Linked DNA regions of Homo sapiens: region 2 is linked to region 1. A link is an interaction called in ENCODE POLR2A ChIA-PET data of the cell type or tissue named here. Cell type or tissue: OCI-LY7. All regions are shown on one strand. Each heading gives the region's core, and the rest is flanking DNA. Links, peaks and the distances in the headings are about the cores only.

What was found. Peaks named below come from ENCODE experiments on the same cell type or tissue, not always from the same donor. Only the 100,000 strongest peaks of a DNase experiment are listed, where the experiment ranks them.
Region 2: POLR2A ChIA-PET joins it to region 1 with 15 read pairs; 5 of 35 experiments call an interaction of 5 or more read pairs at or near these places.

The regions. Positions count from the first base shown.
Region 1 is chr3:67,047,190-67,050,119 of GRCh38, forward strand. No RefSeq gene overlaps it. Among named protein-coding and RNA genes, the nearest start is that of KBTBD8, 50 kb to the left of the region's middle. RefSeq lists a silencer at 912-971. In OCI-LY7, for the core only: no CTCF peak of the experiment used is centred there; DNase peaks (open chromatin) are centred at 1,032, 1,412 and 1,702; H3K4me3 peaks cover 1,814 bases; H3K27ac peaks cover 2,500 bases.
Region 2 is chr3:66,988,922-66,991,851 of GRCh38, forward strand. No RefSeq gene overlaps it. Among named protein-coding and RNA genes, the nearest start is that of KBTBD8, 7.9 kb to the right of the region's middle. RefSeq lists enhancers at 1-529, 530-1,279, 1,285-1,344. In OCI-LY7, for the core only: CTCF peaks have their summits at 1,094 (motif pointing right), 1,297 and 1,709; DNase peaks (open chromatin) are centred at 1,090 and 1,570; H3K4me3 peaks cover 984 bases; H3K27ac peaks cover 910 bases.

The sequences.
Region 1 (2,930 bases), core at 318-2,817:
TAAAAATTACTGTCAAGACAAAGAAGCTGATGTAAAATGTATAATCAAATGTGACAGATATCACACTCATGAATAATTAATAAAAAGCCACGTATGAAAAGCTACATGTATTTCAAAAAATTAATATTGCATTTATAAGAAGTTCAATTGTATGGAAAGAGATGTCCAAGCAAATATTATTTTGAAATTTGTGCCTGACAGCGAAAGATCAGGCATTAATGCTCTCCAATGTGTTAACATTTGGTATTTAGCACTTTTGAACAAGTTGGTTTGTGTGTTTGTGTGTTACAGTATAAATCACATCAAAAAAAGTATAAAGTCATGTTTGAATTAAACAACATTGTGTGACTCCTGAAGCACATTTTGAAATAGCTTTTAAGATATCTCAATAGTAGAGTCAGAGTTTTGGGACTTAGGATTGGAAACAATTACTACAAGCCTAAAATCCTGAGCTTTCATGTTGGTGTATAAATCCCATAAATCTCTTAATCACTCCTAGGGCAAGCTTTCATCTAATTTTCCCAAGAGAGAGTTATCAGACAAATTCTTGGAGTTCAATTAGGGCATGTTGGAGCTCTTCAGAGGATAGGTTTCATATAATTCTAATAAATCAATATGAATCCCAAGCTTGTATAATATAATTGTGTTAAATTCACTTCTTCAGAATGCTGTGCTATGACATTATGTCTTTAAATTGTTATCACAAAAGGCTGAATTTCTTTTCTAAAAAAAAGTAAAGTTAAACCTTCTATAAGTAAATAATAGGGCATTTTCTAAAGCTGTCTCACAGTGTATTTTTCTGGTTTGGTCTTTAGTTAATTTTACCACTGGTCTGTATCAACTAAAGGTATTTTATTTAAGATGTCACGAATAGTAATAATTACTGAAAAAGATATAGCACCTTAACTTAGGAGGCTGGTAATCTGTCAGAAGCGTAAAAATCATTAACACATGTATCCTTTACATAACTGAATTCACTTAAAAGGCAAACTACCAGGGTCTATAATTATAGCCTGATTACAACTTTCACTTCCTGTGTCAATTTCATGAAATGAAATCCATTCAGCGCACCAGCATGGCACATGTATACATATGTAACTAACCTGCACAATGTGCACATGTACCCTAAAACTTAAAGTATAATAAAAAAAATAAAAAAATAAAGTCAGCTCATAATAAAAAAAAATTGTCTTCATATCTCAGTTTGTTCTTCTTCCTGTTACTGTACTTTAGAAGAGTAATAAACTCTATTTAGCAACTCCTTTCCAAAAGTAGGCAATGTAAAATAAGTCAGCTTCTTCTAAAGCATTCATGTAAATGATTTTAGCCTTCCTCAGTCTTGACCTTTACTTACATTTCCCTCATTATGATAATTTTTCAAGCAATCTGTGAAAGATAATATCACAACTCTCACTTCCCCTAATTATAGGCTTGTTGTGAGAGCTGTATTTGCACTCTCCCACCTTCTTCCTGTTTTGTCCTTATGTTAATCTGTGAAAGAACTAATGGGCATAAATCCTTTAAAAATTATTTAATTCTGGTAAAAATACTTCACATGAGATCTACCCTCTTAGCAAATATTTAAGTGTACAATTATAGTTGACGATAGGTACGATGTTGTATTTGCATTTTTTTGTCTCTGTATTCTATTGACCAAGCTAGGCTCCTGAAGTGGTGTAGCACTATCTGGCATGGTGGATAGTGACATGAGAAGCCAAAAATGACTTCAGAAAGAGGGTAATTCAGAGGACTCATTAGCTTAGGTGCGAGGGAGACACACTACTGCATTGGAGTTGCATACAACTAAAGGGTTTGCTGGACAGCCAGATTTAGTCAGGCAAGTTCTGCCTTCTTGTTCAGATATGTTTTAGCTGGATAGAAAACACTTAAGAAATATCTATTAAGTAAATCCATTCACATAACCAGATATGGGAAAAAGCTGTGTTAGCATGTTCCTGGTATTGTAGAAACCCCATTTTTCACCAATGTACAAATAGAAGGCTCTGCTAAATAACTAATTATTACTTACTGCTATCCTAATAAAGGATAAGAAGAATGCCCATTTATCCAAGTGGGAAAAATTGAAATAATTATTTATTCTTGTTTTTGGAGTGTACTTATACATATATACTTGAGTGTGACTTTCATTCTGGAAACTCACATTGCTTAAAAAAAATTAAGCCACATTAAACTGAAGTTAAATAGTAGTCAAACTACGATTATCTGACTCAAGTGACAACACATTTATCTTTTTCCCATTCTTTCTTTGCTGATCAGTTCTTCAGTTCCAATATAGCTCCCCGTTGACTGCAGCAAAGCAACAGCCTTGATAGAGTTGATTTTTTTCTTCCATTTACTATTTCCCATCTTACTTATCACATAGGAAAAAAGAAGTGCTTTGCCATATATTGCAACTTCCAGAAAAACAAAATCTTCTTTATTTACATTAGAAAGCCCTGAAATAAGTGGAGCAGGTGAAATTGTCACAAAATTTGAAGGCATGAGTTAGCATGGTTAATCAGACATTCTATTCAAAGGTAAGGCACATAGGCTGTCTCATCTTTGACAGGAAGTATAGAGGACTAATGATTTTATCCATTCTTTCTCCCTCATTTTGCTTCATGCAATATACAAAAAATGATTCAGGTGGGTGAAAGACTTACATGTGAAAAGCAAAGCTTCTACGCAATTTTTTAAAAGGAGTTAGGGGAATATTTTTGTGTCATTTGCTAAGATTTGGTTGTTTGACCCCTCCAAATCTCATATTAAAATGTGATTCCTAATAAGGTGTTTGAGTCATGGGAGTGGATCCCTCATGAATGGCCTGGTGTTATCCTTGAGATAATGTGTGAATTCTTGTTCTATTAGTTCCCATAAGAACAAAAAAGAGCCTGGTGAAAAAATAAAATAAAAATAAAGATAAAAAAGAG
Region 2 (2,930 bases), core at 135-2,634, 58 kb before region 1:
AAGTGTTTGGATTGTATTTGCACTACAAGCCTCAACTCCCTGAAGAGTAAGTAGGCTAACACACAGGTGGAAAAATTAGCAATTTATTGATTCGGTACATTCCAAACATAGTTGAAGCTTTCTTAAGCTGTTTCTAAGACCCCAAGCTGTGTGCATTCTTGTGATCATATTGGCTCCCTCTCAGCCATCGGGATTAACATACTGCTGGGCCAGGGTTTGCCTTCTGATTCACAAATTAACAACCCACAAATATCCTTTTGCCAGGTAGTCAGTTCCGGAGTCAGTTCTTCTGCAAGGCTTGAGGCTCAGACTAGGAAACAAAACTTACCCTCTGGGAAATAACATTAAACCTAAATTCTAACACAATTTGATGCTGAAAGATCAAAGATTCCTCAGTGTAGTTTACTAATAGTTCCCCACCGTTAAGTATAAAAAATTCCTTCCACATGCCTTTCGCCTCTGCATTCAACTGTGTTTGACAAAGCCTGTCTCACAAACTCAATTAGAACCACTGAGCTTAAACACACCCCTTTCCTTGGTCACTTACAGTAGATCTTTTCCTGACTGCTCCTATCGTGGCAGGGACTGCTCTTAGAAAAATGTGCTCTTGTAAAAAAGATCTCACAATAGCTCTCACATGAAGCTTATCGTCAATGGTCAGTGTCCGATTATGTCATGCCGTGTTGTTTTTCCAATGGGACAGACTGCTGCTTTCATCAAGTTGGAGGATATATTTATGGTACTGTTTTGAAGGGCAGTGTTTTAAGTTTGAATTACAAGATATTTTTGAAAATATAGTCAACTCTTTCATTTGGAGCTCAAAATGAATATACTAAATCTGCACTTCTGAATAGAAGTCCATATGCCTGGACATAAAATGTGCAGTGATAGAGCACAGTGGGACTTCATGAGTATTGGTGTATATAGTCTCAACTATAGACATTTCGAAGGCATAATTTTCATTTCAATAGATTAAGGCATGTGTGTGAGAAAAGCGTGAAAATTATAAGAGCCCAGAGTTCTTAACTATTGACATTTGGGGCCAGATAATTCTTTGCTGAGGTATAGCCATCCTAGCCTCTATCCACTAGGTGCCAGTATCAACATTCACACCCCAAAAGGAGACAACCAAAAATGTCTCTAGAGATTCCCAAATATTCCCTGAGGGACAAAAATCACCCTTGGGGAGAATCCCTGCAATAAATTGTTTTGGTTTATTTTCCCATGTGGCCAAAGTAAACCAATCTTAGAAAGTGCTGGTTTGTCTTAGTCATATGTGAATATGCTACGGAGTGTCTACTTACCTGCACGGTCACAAGGTTTTCTTTATCTCTGCATCACTAAGAGTGTCTAGCACAGTCCTCTTATAATATGTCTGTGATTGGTGCTGATTCCCAGATGTTTCTAGCTTTTCTCCTTCCGGGAATGGTAGAATAGGACTTCCTATTATACTTCCACTTTAGATGGTCACATGACTTGTTATGGCCAATGAAATGGGACTGGAAGTGATGCGTGTTTCTCCAGGTGGAAACATTAAGATCCAATGCACAATTTACCACGTTTCCTTTTTTTCTGGCATGGTGACCAAGCACATTTGCCAAGATGGCTGCTCTCTCAGTCTGGCCTCTCAGTTACTGCAAAGAGTAGAGCCCCCTGCTGATCTGACTTGGATATAAGCATGAGTGAAAAACAAAATTTTGTTGATATAAGCTGCTGAAAGTGTGGGGTTGTTTGTTACAAGTAACAGTATGTGTTAGTTACAACTAACAGTATGATAGGCTAAGATATGTTTTCAGTGTCACAGACATTTGAATTCAGAGCGCCTATGAGTGGTTTGGTTCCTTTTCTTCCATACTTTAGAAAGGTTAGGAATCACCAGTGATGATGAGCCTATGCCACCACATTGAGCTGAGAAGACAGCTGCATCTTGGGTTCCTGCTCCAGCTTAACTGTGATTAATCTGTAAACTGGTTAATTTACCATGAAGAACAACAAATTAATTGCTATATAATAAGCTGAAAAATTAAATGGAATTTTCATTTTACTATTCAAGTACTACCACAAGTAGTAATAACTAATATTTACTGAGTACTTTCTCTGTACCAGTGGCTGAGCTAAACACTCTGCATATATTTGCATAGATTATCTCCTTTACTCCTCATAATAGTTCTGTAAGGTTAATGCTCTTTTAGCCCAATTTTAAAGCTGGGAAACCTGAGGCATGAAGAAATTATTAGCTTCCTCTGCGTCATAGCTAGAAAGTGTTTCAGTGAGATTTGAACTTGGGTAGTCTGATTCCAGAGTGTGTGCCTCTTCACAGTTACGGGAATCTACCTCCTAAAGAGTGATTTTCACTCTGATACCCCAGAAAACCAGGTACGTATGTATTGTGCAGACATAGACACAAGTTAGAGCTATGTGTTCTCTAACAAAGAGGTCTTGAGAAACATTGGAGAAAGCAGCCATATATTTGAATTGGCACAAGATCAGTTAAAGGCTGGTTCTTCTCCATGGATTATGGTAAACCGAGTCGCTCAAATCTACTGTAATTAAGTGAATATAATTCTTTCTTAGGGATTAAACTGGGTATGCAAGAGAACAACATGTAAAACATCTGTTCTTAAGATGCTTCTTTGGCCCTGTGTCACAACTAATCTACTTAGTGTTATAATTTTGTTTCCAGATATATATATACAGCATTCAGCCACAATTATGACTAAGGCTTAAAGTCTCTATTATATTAACCTGCCATCTTTAAGTCTTACAGCCAGTAAGGTGGCTTATCTCCAAATATGACTCACACGCAACCATACTTCCTGGTATTCAGGACATTTTGCAATTCCCTCCCATGTTGAATCTCACTCTTCTCACAAGATGACCCAGGGAGCCCCTCCTGCAACAAAAATACATACTTTACAGATAGATTTGGG